Linked DNA regions of Homo sapiens: region 2 is linked to region 1. The links are chromatin contacts, found by Hi-C or POLR2A ChIA-PET in ENCODE. All regions are on one chromosome and are shown on one strand. The core of a region is the stretch at or near the end of the contact, and the rest is flanking DNA. Distances in the headings are between cores, read along the strand shown. Region 1 overlaps LMOD1 (leiomodin 1). Region 2 has its middle 23 kb from the start of ELF3.

Evidence for each region. Hi-C counts contacts between places; a loop is a spot of excess contacts on that map. ChIA-PET counts read pairs that join two places held with the same protein, here RNA polymerase II (POLR2A). Pooled maps may share reads with other maps.
Region 2: a loop to region 1 is called in a pooled map, with 2.1 times the contacts of the local background. The contact joins two enhancer-like sites. A Hi-C loop is called at or near these places in 2 of 50 pooled maps. POLR2A ChIA-PET finds 5 or more read pairs at or near these places in 6 of 52 experiments (GM12878, H1, HEK293 and 3 more).

The regions. Positions count from the first base shown.
Region 1 is chr1:201,893,811-201,899,605 of GRCh38, forward strand. It overlaps LMOD1 (leiomodin 1), which reads right to left. Exons shown (of 3, transcript NM_012134.3): 2 at 5,427-5,795; 3 at 2,646-4,588. The coding sequence ends at 4,562. Among named protein-coding and RNA genes, the nearest start is that of SHISA4, 7.8 kb to the left of the region's middle. RefSeq lists an enhancer at 2,332-2,401. Within about 2 kb of position 2,286, at least 18 of the 41 ENCODE cell types and tissues checked have a DNase peak (open chromatin) inside an H3K27ac peak, as active enhancers do.
Region 2 is chr1:202,029,807-202,036,458 of GRCh38, forward strand. No RefSeq gene overlaps it. Among named protein-coding and RNA genes, the nearest start is that of ELF3, 23 kb to the left of the region's middle. Within about 2 kb of position 5,190, at least 15 of the 41 ENCODE cell types and tissues checked have a DNase peak (open chromatin) inside an H3K27ac peak, as active enhancers do.

The DNA of each region.
Region 1 (5,795 bases), core at 1,036-3,535:
CCTTCCCAGTGAAATCTTCATGGGGCCCACATGTCTGCCCCTGGATCAGACCCAGACAGGGAGGGGCTGCTGATGCTGGTAGAGACAGAGCTGAGGCCACAGGTACAAATCCTCTTTCTCTTTGAGGGTGGGGACAAGAGGTGGGAGCTGGAGCCCTGGAGTGCCTGGCTTCACAATTTAGGAAAGAGGGTCTCCAAGTCATCTGAGGTTTGGAGTGCAGTCTCCTCTCTCCTGAAGCTGGGAGCTGGAAGAGATCTACATATTAAGGTTTTTTAGTTTCTCCGAGAAATGATGTGTAAATGTATGCAAGGTGATGCCAGTCAGAATTAATTATCCTTGAATCAACAACCTGGTGCCAATGAAAAAATGCTTTGTAGTCTGGGATAGGAGGCAGGTTTACCCTAGCCATAGCTGAGACTGGAAGAGTAGAGTTGCCCCATTTCCAGTCAACTAACTCTGCAAAACACTGAAGAGAATTCTAAGAAAAGGAGCAAAACTGTGACAGAGTAGGACTTTCACATGCTCTGAGCAGTGAAGAGGTCTCTCACATATCCTGGAGTTCTTTAAATGGAGGCAATCACCCCTACGTCTCTTCCCAAACCACTGCAGTCTCCTCTGACCCCACCTCATCTGACTCATCATCTGGGAAACAAGGGGAGCCCAGCAGGGCCAGGGGAGTACAAAGCTGTAGTTGCCCCTCCGGATCGCCTTGTTCCTCAGCTAGCACCCCTGAAAGCCAATCAGGCACTCTATAAGGGCAGGCAGGAGTGAGGGTGGGAGGGGCAGTGTCCCTCAAGGATTGGGGGACCTCAATAGTGTCAATAGGGTCCTGCTAGGCTGGGAGGGAATGGTGAATCCCCCAAAGGGCGGTCTGGAAGGCACATGTGGAGAAGAGGGGCATTTTTAGACAAAAGCAAGAGGAGTGCATTCTTAGGGCAGGAATCTTGCCAGGCTGGGCCTGCTCAAGGGAAAGCGGATCTCACAGGTGGATGGGAGGGGTCAGGTGCAGGGGAAGGAGCTAGGGCAGGGACACATGGAAATACAATGGGCAGGGGGAGAAAGGTTGGCAAGAAAGGAGAGACACCTTGGGTGAGGGGAGAAGGGGAGCCCCCCACAAGAGGTGAACAGAAGGGAGGTACTTCAGGCAAAGAGTAAAGGAGGGAGGGGCAAGTAAGGGAAGGGCCCTAGAGGGCTGGAGGAAGGAGGGAGGGAGGGAGGGGTAGGAGGGGCATAGACAGGATGAGTGGGAGGTGCTGGGGGAAGGGTGCTGAGGGGGGCCACACTCTCTTGGCCACTCTTAGGCCAGCAGCCTAGCCCAGCACCACAGCAACACAGGCCCTAGTTAGGCCAAACTCAGAGGTCAGGAGCCCCAGCCTGGCCATGCAGGGTGAAGGGTAGGGGGCAGCACATGGCACTCCCGACTTGGTGGTCCAGAAGCTCATGGGTGACCTGCATCCAGATCTCATGTTTCTTAAAGAGTGCCACATGTGTGACACAGTGCCCAGGCCTAGAGCCCCTTGCTCACCTGCAGGTTGAGCTTCTGTAAGGACAAGTGAGGCCAGCGCCTTGGCAGCTGCTGGTGCCTGCCATCCCACCCACAGCCAGCACCAGGGCCTAGGTCCCAGTGCTGGGAAGGTGGAGGGAAAGACGCTTTTCCCATCTGGATAGGACCAGGAGGCAAGAAGCTTGGGGTGCAACGGCTGGGCCCTGCGGGCCGGGAGAGCTGAGAGGTGAAGCCTCCCTTCCTTGCAGGTAGGAGCTAGGGAATGTGATTCTCCAGGAAGTGATGGAGGGTGGGGGGGCAGAGTGGAGGATATGACAGTGGGGGCTGCAGGCAGAGACCGTGGAGGTCAGACCGTGGCTTCATCCAGGTTGCTAGATGAACCCAGAGATAAGAGACTTGGGTTCAAATCCTGATTCATCAACTTCGACAAGTCATTTTCTATCTTCGAACCTCTTTTTTTGTCCTTGTACAGTACAGGCACCAGACAAGGATAGAGCCTTTCTGGATTTCCCTCTCTAAGTTTTAGGAAAGGAAGCAGGATAGATGGGTGACTGCCAGTGTTGGTGGGGCAGGTGGGCAGCAGTGGGTGCGTGGCGCAGCAGAAACACAGCCTCCAGAGTTTGGGCCCCTTTTCCGAAGCTCACCAGGCTATCTGCCCATCTTTTCCTCCCCCTCCCTCTAACTGCCTCCCTCCCCTGGTCCCTAGCACAGCTCCAGGGCACCCCTGGAGCAGCTGGAGAATCTGGGTTGCGGTCCACCCCCAGGTGGCGCTGTGCTCCCGCACCAGGTTCAAGTGCACTAGAGGAGTGATGACATCATCCAGGACGGAAACAGCATCCCCACCGCGGGAGCACCGAGGAAGAGGGCAGCTCACTTGTTGCTCAGGACAGTAGGGAGTGGTTTTTCTCTCTGGCTAAATCATGTTTGAAGTTTGGTAGAAAGGGCTTCCTAAGGTGACAGGTTCTATTGGACCCTTAAGATTTGGAGGCAGGTTGTTTGGGTTCAGGTGAGCGTCCAGTGCTTTCCTGCAGCACCGTCACAGCCTTATTTCAGTGAGGGAAGGAAGGGGAGCTGTTAATGAGAAGCAGTTCTATGGCCTGAAGACCTGGGCTCAAAACAAAACCAACAAACAAAACAGACCTGAGCTCTGACTTTTATTAGCTGTGTGATCATGGATATATTAGTTAACCTCTCTGGGCCAAATTCTATCTGCAAAATAGAATATTGGTATCCACCTCACAGAGTTGAAGGATCAGCTGAAGCAACCTAAAGCATCTAGCTAGTGCCCAGTGCCCAGCAGGCACAGGGGGGTGCAGTGGGACTGACAGTGAGGGCTGACAGTGGAAGCTCTAGCTGGCCTTAGCTCCAGCTCATACCCTTTAGGTCCAGGAGCCAGTGTGTGTCTGTCTCCTCTCCTCTGGGCCCAGTGATTGCTTAGGTGACTGGGGTGACAGGCAAGTGGGTGGAGGGAATGGAGAAGAGTGTACCCTGGGATCTGAGGGCTTTACCCCCAGGACTAGACTGCCCTCTGGTTTTGGTCAGACCTAGCACAGCGATCTTGCTTCCTAGCTGGGGCACCCCACCCTCACCTCAAAGATGGTGAAACTGCTGTGCCTCCTGCTGTTGAGGCAACCTGGAGGCAGAGAAACCTACAAGTGACACAGACCCAAGGTGGCAGTTCCACAGTGCCAAGGGGTGGCAGCACCTTCAAGAGAATGAAATTCAGAAAGATGCCTTTCACCTACACCCGATGGTGGGCATGGCAGCATTGTCAGCATTCCTGCAGTTGGGGCAGGAAGTGGAATTGGTGAGCAGGTGGGGAGGGCTGGGGAAGATGAGGCCCCTCTGAGCCCTAGGGCACACAGATATGGGTGCTATTCTCCAAATAGTCACTCCACTTCTCTGCCTGCCGCCTTCCTGGGCCTGTGACTGCTGTGAGGACCTGGCCCTGAGCCCATGGTTAGGCAGAGTCATGGAATGAGCATCCCTGAACATGCCTAATATAGCCATCCCAGCACCCTGGGCTCCACTCTGCCCCAGCACCCCTGAGAACAACTCTGGCTACTGACTCCAGGCAGCAGGACTGGTTCAGGAGCAGACCTAGTAGAGGCCTGGCCTTCTAGACCTGGACAACCAGGTCAGTGGAGAGTCTTCTGCTTAGAGTTCAGATTTTCCTCCATGCTGCACTTTCTGAGGATGTGAATTTATTTCTTGGCCAACTCAAATAGTGTGGCAGGGAACCTGAGCTTCTAGAGTCCTCCAGGGAGCCCAGGGTTAGGATCAGGACTCACAGTTCAGGACAACAGGTGGGGCACAGCCATTCACAGCTAAAGGTTTGTATATATTATCAAAATCTTATGGAAAAACAGATACACAGCTATTCATACAGCAGCAGGTGGGTGTGAGGAAAATGTCTGCTTTGGCATCAAACCTTCAAGTCCAGCTGCTGTCTGTCCCACTCCTCCTGTCTGGAGCCTACTCCCATCAGGCACTGTGCATCCAGGCCACTGCCCCTGCCACATCCTCTAATTAGCCTGGACTTTGGGGTATCCTCAGCCCCTCCCCACGCTCCCCTTTGGGCCCCCATGCCTCTCCATCTTTCTGCCATTTTCCCACACAGAGTGCCACTGGCCCAGCAGCTTTGCCCCGTGGGCTCCTCAGAGGCCTGAATCCTGGCCCTGGAGGGCAGTGGGGCTGGGGTGGATGTGGTCCCTGTGGGACATCTTTCCTGGATCACAGGCCTTTTGCAGCTTGCCAGCTACATGGGCCCTGGACAGTGCCATCTTCTCAGTGATGTGCTAAAAGGACTCTTCTTGTCCAGAAACCTGAGCTCCATGTACTAAAGCAAAATTTGGAGAGCCTCAGAGACAAGAAAAGGAAAGTGAGAAGAGATAAGGCATCCTTCCTTGAGCGTGACCCAGGCCTGGACTCTCCCATGGCAGAATAGGGACATCCACAGCAGGTCAGCCAGGGATGGGGTGGGCAGGGTCTGTGTAGCCCTGGGAGGTGAGGCCTGAGCAGTCATGGCATTGGCAGATGGTGCCTGGCAGCCTGGTCCTACTGAAGCAGTTTGGGCACTTCCACCTGTAGGGGCAAAGTAGAGACAGGTTAGAGAAGGGAGCTCAGCCACCTCACCTCCCTCCCTACTGGAAGGACACACAAGACACTGCAATATGTTATGTCTGTGGAATGTGAATGAGGTGTTGACACTGAGGGAGCATTTTTCATTGTCTGTAAAAATTGGATGTCATTGAGTGACCACTGGAATTACAATTGAGATTTTCCTTTATCTCATGATACCTTGTCCCAGATGATGTTGTGGGGGTTGGGTATCCAACCAAATGGACAAACGATCGTGGACTTTGTCACCCAGGCCAGACTTCCAGGGGAGGCAGGGCTTGGAGAAGTAGGGTGTCCAGGGATGGCTCCTGTGTCCATGGCACTGGCTAGGCAAAGGTAGACTCTCCTGAGAGGTGAATCTCCCAGAGACCTTTCGGATGGACTGACCTGTAGGACTTGGCTGGTCCTGAGAGGAGGCTAAGTAAAACGTGGATCATTTTTGTTTGGGGAAATGGAGAAGACTTAAAGGAAGGACCCGAGGCAAAACTACTCTGTAGAGGCCATTTCTCCATTTTAAGGAGAAACAGGCTTCATTGCAGAATGAAAGAGAAGCATGGAGTGAGGTATTAAAGGAAGCTCCTTAAAGGAAGGGTAGAGTCTCAGCTCTAGGGGATATACAGGTGTGACCTGCCTGCAGGCAGGAGGATGCATGAGATGACCTGAAGTCCCCTATGGGCCCTGGGAGTCTATATCATCTGCAGCCGACATAAGCTCCTCTGCATGCCTTCCCTTTTGCAGTCCTACCCTCTCCTCCAGGCCCTACCCAGCCCCGCCCTGTTGGCTCATGCCCACAACTACTTAACTTCTTGAGCTGCTTGAGGTTGCTGGAGCGGATGGCAGCCAATAGCTGGTCACGGGAGTTCTTCTCCTGGGCAGGGAGGACTTTGTCTCCCATCTTCCTCTGGGTAGCTGGTGAGAGTGAATTCTTCAGGTTCTCCATGATAAGGGGTGGAGCCAAGGGAGGGGGAGGGGGTGGTGGGGCAGCTGGAGCACCCCCTTTTTTGGGTGAGTTCTTTGGAGAGGGCTTTGGAGATGGTTGAGGTGAAGGTTTTGGGGAGCCCTTAGCCACGGCCCCGGCCTTGGGTACCTCCAGCAGATCCTTCTTCTCTCCCTTGGCTTCCTGTGCCTGCCTTTGCTCCTGCAGCCGCTTTTGTCTCTGCTTGTCCATGTT
Region 2 (6,652 bases), core at 3,940-6,439, 140 kb after region 1:
ACACCACCCAGAAAGCTGTTACAGTTCCCAAGAAAAGGGGATGAGGGCCTGAGTGGCAGCAATGACAGTGGAGATGAGGACTGGAGTGGAGCAAAGGGTCAGGAGACATCACAGAGGTCTAAAGGGCAGGACTTGGTGAGAGGTTAAGGGGAGGGCAGAGTCAAGATAACACAGAGAGTCTGACATGTGGCTGGGTAGGCCAGGCTCCGGTCCTTAGGAGGAAGAACAGATTGGGGGCTGGATCTGATTACTGCGCTTTGAGGGGCCTGAGATATTCTGTAGGCAGATATGTTCAGAGGGAGGCTTGGGTCAAAAAGTAGCTTTTAGGGTCTTGAAGCATTTAAATGATAGTTGAAGCCAAGGGTTTGAACACTAATCAGGGAAAATGGACAGAAAAATACAGGGGAAAACAGTCCAGGGATAGAGCTTCTGTATGTTTAGGGGCTAAATGGAGAAAGAAGAGCTGGTAGATTGAGAAGGTGAGATCAACTAGGTAGGAAGAAAACAAAAACCAGGGAGGATGGTGTCAGAGACACCCAAGAAGTAGAAACCTCAAGGTAGAAGTAGTCAATAGTATCAAATGTCAAAAGACGCTCATAGGCCAGGCACGGTGGCTCACACCTGTAATCCCAGCACTTTGGGAGGCTGAGGCGGGCAGATCATGAGGTCAGAAGTTCGAGACCAGCCTGACCAACATGATGAAACCCCATCTCTACTAAAAATACAAAAATCAGCCGGGCATGGTGGCGTGCGCCTGTAATCTCAGCTACTCAGGAGGCCGAGGCAGGAGAATCGCTTGAACCTGGGAGGCAGAGGTTGCAGTGAGCTGAGATTGCACCACTGCACTCCAGCCTGGGTGACAGAGCAAGACTCCGTCTCAAAAAAAAAAATGTGCTATGATGGGCACAATGTCTCGCACCTGTGATCCCAGCCTTTTGGGAGGCTGAGGCAGGAGGATCAATTGAGCCCAGGAAGTCAAGGCTGCAGTGAGACATGATCGCACCACTGCATTCCAGCATGGGTGACAGAGCAAGACCTTCTCTCTCTCTCTATATCTATCTATCTATCTATCTATCTATCTATCTATCTATCTCTCTTTCTCTATATATATAGTCCTGCTGGGCACGGTGGCTCACTCCTGTAATCCCAGCACTTTGGGAGACTGAGGCGGGTGGATCACCTGAGGTCAGGAGTTCAAGACCAGGCTGGCCAACATGGCGAAACCCCATCTCACTAAAAATACAAAAAAAAAAATTAGCTGGGCATGGTGGCACATGCCTGCAATCGTAGCTACTTGGGAGGCTGAGGCAGGAGAATCACTTGAACCTGGGAGGCAGAGGTTGCTGTGAGCCAAGATTGTGCCATTGCACTCCAGCCTGGGTGACGGAGTGAGACTGTCTCGAAAAAAAAAAAAAAAATGCCCTATGGACTTAAAACAAAAGAAATCATTTCCAGGCAAAGAGAAGATCCAGGGCACTGTCAGGAAACATTGTCTAAAGATGAATCAAGGATGTGACTGAAAATCCCTTTGTTAAGACTTCAGGGGGCTTGTCCTCCACATTAATTCAACTGTAGACTCCCTTGGTCATCTCTTAATCCTTGTCATTACCAGACACTGAACACCTTAATATTCTCAATTTCACTCTGGCCACTGCCTCTCGTTTTTATAGCTCACCTCTGTGGAATTACAACTCCAGCACTCCTTCAGTTTCACAGGGATATCTAATCCACTGACCATTCTGTCTTTTCTCTGTCCCTCATCCCTTCAAGTTTTCTCTCCCCTCTTTACCCAGATTACATTCTATGATCGGACATTACAATCACTTTCTTTCAGAAACCCTGAACTCTCTTGGCCCCTTTTGCTTTGTGTTTCTCACTTGGCAGAACCACAATCTTGATAAAATCCAACCCTCTGTCCGTTCTGAGTATGCACCTGCGCTGATTAACAGACACATTGACTGTTCTCAGTCTAAATTGGTGGTTCTCTGTAGGGAGCAGCTTTGTACCTGGCACCCCCCACCACCCCCACCGCCACCGCCCCTGTCAGGGACATCAGTGTTTGGAGACATTTTTATTATCACACCTGAGGGTAGGTGCTACAGGTATTTAGTGGGTAGAGAGCCCAGCCGTGTTAAGCATCCTGTAGCTCACAGGCCAGCTCCCCACAACAAACACTTAACTGGCCTAAAATGTCAACAGTGCTGAGATTGAGAAACGCTTCTCTAAATTATTGATCATGAATTTCATGTGGGCCCTAGTGTTACCTGACAATCATACTACCTTTCCCAAGTTGACTCACCCTCTTGTTTTCTCAGAGGAATATTTTATACCTTCTCTCTCATCAAAACTTCATCTGCTTTCCACTTCTCACTTGGTGGAGGATCTTGCCTCTTAGTTCACTGAGAAAATGGAAGCGACCAGATGAGGACTCCCTCCAATGTCTCACCCCTGCACCCACCCGCCTACCAGCCTCCACGCCTAAACCCTCTGCCTTCTCTCCTGTTACTGCAGATGACTGGCTGAGCTCCTGGCTGAGGCTAACCCCTCCGCTTGTGCACTAAATCCCCTCCCATCTCGCCTACCCAAGGACAGTGCTCCAGCAACTCTCTCCCTTCTCAAAAATTTCCTTTTTACTTGATTATTTACATTGGCATATAAACGTATTATAATTTCTCCCATCTTAAAAACAGGCTGGGCACAGCGGCTCACACCTGTAATCCTAGCACTTTAGGAGGCCTAAGGAGGATCGCTTGAGGCCGAGAGTTTGAGACCAGCCTGGTCAACATAGGGAGACTCCGGTCTTGGCTCACACCTGTAATCCTAGCACTTTAGGAGGCCTAAGGAGGATCGCTTGAGGCCGAGAGTTTGAGACCAGCCTGGTCAACATAGGGAGACTCCGGTCTCTACAAAAAATTTTTAAAAGTTAGCAAGGGCTGGGCACAGTGGCTCATGCCTGTAATCCCAGCACTTTGGGAGGCTGAGGGAAGCAGATCACTTGAGGCCAGGAGTTCAAGACCAGTCTAGCCAACATGGTAAAACCCTGTCTCTACTAAAAATACAAAAATTAGCTGGGCGTGGTGGTGCACACCTGTAGACCCAGCTACTCAGGAGGCTGAGGCAAGAGAATCGCTTGAACCAGGAGGCAGAGGCTGCAGTGAACCAAGACTGTGCCACTGCACTCCAGCCTGGGCAACAGAGCGAGACTCCGTCTCAAAAAACAACAAAACAAACTTAAGTCATGGTGGCGCACGCTTGTACTCCTCGCTACTCAAGAGGCTGAGGCAGGAGGATGGCTTGAGCCCAGGAGAGAAAGGCTGTAGTATGCTATGACTGCACCACTACGCTCCAGCCTGGGCAACAGAGCGAGACCCAGTCTCTCTCTCTTTTTTTTTTTTTTTTTTGAGATGGAGTTTCACTCTTTGCCCAGGCTGGAGTGCAATGGTGCGATCTCAGCTCACTGCAACCTCCACCTCCCAGGTTCAAGCAATTCTCCTGTCTCAGCCTCCCAAGTAGCTGAGATTACAGGCACCCACCACCATGCCCAGCTAATTGTTGTATTTTTAGTAGAGATGAGGTTTCACCATGTTGGCCAGGATGGTCTCGATCTCTTGACCTCGTGATCCACCCGCCTCAGCCTCCCAAAGTGCTGGGATTACAAGCGTGAGCCACCATGCCCAGCAAGACCCAGTCTCTTAAAAAAAAAAAAAAAACAGCAACAAAAGGAGAGTGGGAGGCTGGGGGAGGGATAGCATTAGGAGAAATACCTAATGTAAATGACGAGTTGATGGGTGCAGCAAACCAACATGGCACATGTATACCTGTGAAACAAACCTGCATGTTGTGCACATGTACCCTATAACTTAAAGTATAATAATAATAAAAAAAAACACAAAAATAATTGTAACCCATTGCCCACCCTAGCCCTGCCCGCCTTCCTATCTTCTTTCTTGGTTTTATTTTTCTCCATAGCATTTATCATGCTCAGACACACAAAATATTTATCTATTTTTGCTGTTTGTAATTGTCTTTCTCCCCCCACTAAAATGAACACTCCGTGAGGGCATGGCATTTTGCCTGCTTTGCTCACAATGTGTATCCCACTGAAGACATCCAATAAACAATTTATCGAATAAATGAATGCATCTACCTGATACCTCATCAAGAAATTGATGACCACTAATTATCATCTTTGAACCTCTGATTGGTGACCTCTGGCAAGGCTGAGGACCTTTAGCTCTAATCAATGGGCAAAAGGTTGACCTCTTTGCTACTGATTGGCTTTTCCTTTTCATTATACCCTTGGGCTGGATGGGGAAGCTGTGTGAATCAACGCTTCATAAGCCTTCCTCTCTGAGAACTAGGGCTTCCAAGGAATTGGATATGAAAAGGCAGAGAGGAAGGAGGAGGATATGAGATGCCAGACGGGGGAGGGTGGGGGGGACAGGTCCCAGAAGAGGTCAGCTGGGACCCAGGCAGGATGGCATTGTGGCTGCGGGTGCCAGAGTCAGCCTGCCTGGGTTAAGGTCCTCAGTCAGCCTTGACTGCTGGGTAATCCGTGGTAAGTACCCACTGCTCCTGCCTCAGCTTCCCCACCTCTCACATGTGGTTGATCCTCACAGCCATCTCTTGGGGTTGTTCTGAAGATGAAATGAGATCATCTATGTAAGAAGCTGGCACTTAAAAGCACAGAGAGGGCACCAAGGAACGTATGGTCTGTCCTTATTTGGGGAATGGGGGTGGAAGGCGCCCAGCAGGGCATGGGGCGTGGTATGGCAGAGCCAGGACTAAGGGTCTGTAGCCTCCTAAATCAGGGCTTTCTCCGCAGGATTTCCCATGTTCTCACCATCTACAGAGTCACTCCCCTCCACCCTGCTGCCCCGTTCCACCAAGTGGCCCTCACACTAGGTGGAGGAGCCCTCACAGATCTCTTTCCTTCAGCCTGCCGTTCTTTCTGCAGCACCAGGGCCCTGGGACCAGCTGGTGGTTTCCACCAGAGCAGCCTCGGGGTGAATTTAGTCAGGAATGTGCCCTCAGCTCAAGAGAACCCTCCCCAACCTTCCACTCCCCATACCCACCCCCGACCGCAGGTTCCCCACCCACCCGTGGCCTGGCCAGCAGCAACCTCCACTAGCTCGCTAGCTCAGTGACGGTGACGTCAGCCCTGCAGTGCAGGCTGGGCTGGTTTACCCGCAAGTTTCACCTCTCCCTGGGGAGACTGGATTACCTCACCCTGGGAGCAGAGTGAATGATTAACCAGCTTCATCCTGGAGGGCCTCAAAGGCCCGTCCTGGGGTGTAGGCCTACAGGGCAAGGGGCTGCATGGTCACATACCCTAGTATGCGGGTTCACATACCCCAGCCGGGGCTGGGGTATGTGACCGCCCCGTCCTTGGCCACTGCCCTCTTATCTGCATCACTGCTCACAAGTGTCATAAAAATTTGTCTACAGCATATATAAATATACATATGACGTGGAAGGCTTCCGATGGCAAATAACATTTTCCATTTTGCCTAAGCTTGGGTGGCTTTTTATTCATCTATTGTTGTTTTAAGTACACATTTCCATCTAAACTTAGATGTATGTTTAGGCTGGCCGCGGTGGCTCATTGCCTGTAATCCCAGTACCTTTTAGGGGGTTGAGGCGGGTGGATCATTTGAGGCCAGCAGTTCAAGACCAGCCTGGCCAACATGATGAAACCTCGTCTCTACTAAAAAATACAAAAATTAGCTGGGTGTGGTGGCAGGCGTCTGTAATCTCAGCTACTCGGGAGGCTGAGGCAGGAGAATCACTTGAACCTGGGAGGCGGAGGCTGCAGTGAGCTGAGATTGCACCATTGCACTCCAGCCTGGGCAACAGAGTGACATTCTGTCTCAAAAACAAAAACAAAAACAAAACAAAAAAAATAAACTTAGATGTATATTTAAAAATTGCTTTTTACCCCTGAAGGTCTCAGCATCCTACCTGCTCTATTCATTAGTGTTTAGATTACCCATGACACCAGAAGGACTTCCCAACCCAGAAAAAGATCCAGGAGTTGATATAAAATATAGAACTACTATAATATTAGCAACTTGGAGCAGCAAGTTCTTGACTTGGGAAAGTAGGAATTCCTCTCATTAAGAGATGTTTGCCCACAGGGAATGCTGCATAGAAAAGAATTTGGCTGGAACTCTTTTTTTCCACTATGACTCCATTCACACTTGAATTGTTTCCTTTTACTTTTCTTTTTCTTTCTTTCTTTTTTTTTTTTTTTTTTGAGACAGAGTCTCGCTCTGTCACCCAGGCTGGAGTGCAGTGGCATGATCTCAGCTCACTGCAACCTCCGCCTCTCAGGTTTAAGCGATTCTCCTGCCTCAGCCTCCAGAGTAGCTGGGATTACAGGCGCGCACCACCATGCCCGGCTAATTTTCACATTTTTAATAGAGATGGGGTTTTGCCATGTTGGCCAGGCTGGTTTTGAACTGCTGACTTCAACTGATCCACCTGTCTGGGTCTCCCAAAGTGCTGGGATTACAGGCGTGAACACAGCATGTTTCCGTTTTCAAAATAAGATATGTCCTAATTGCTGTGAATTTTTAAAAGAGAATTATTTTCCATGACACATTCTGTTTTCAGATGTACTGACTTTAGGAGTTGGTAAATAGTCCTCTAG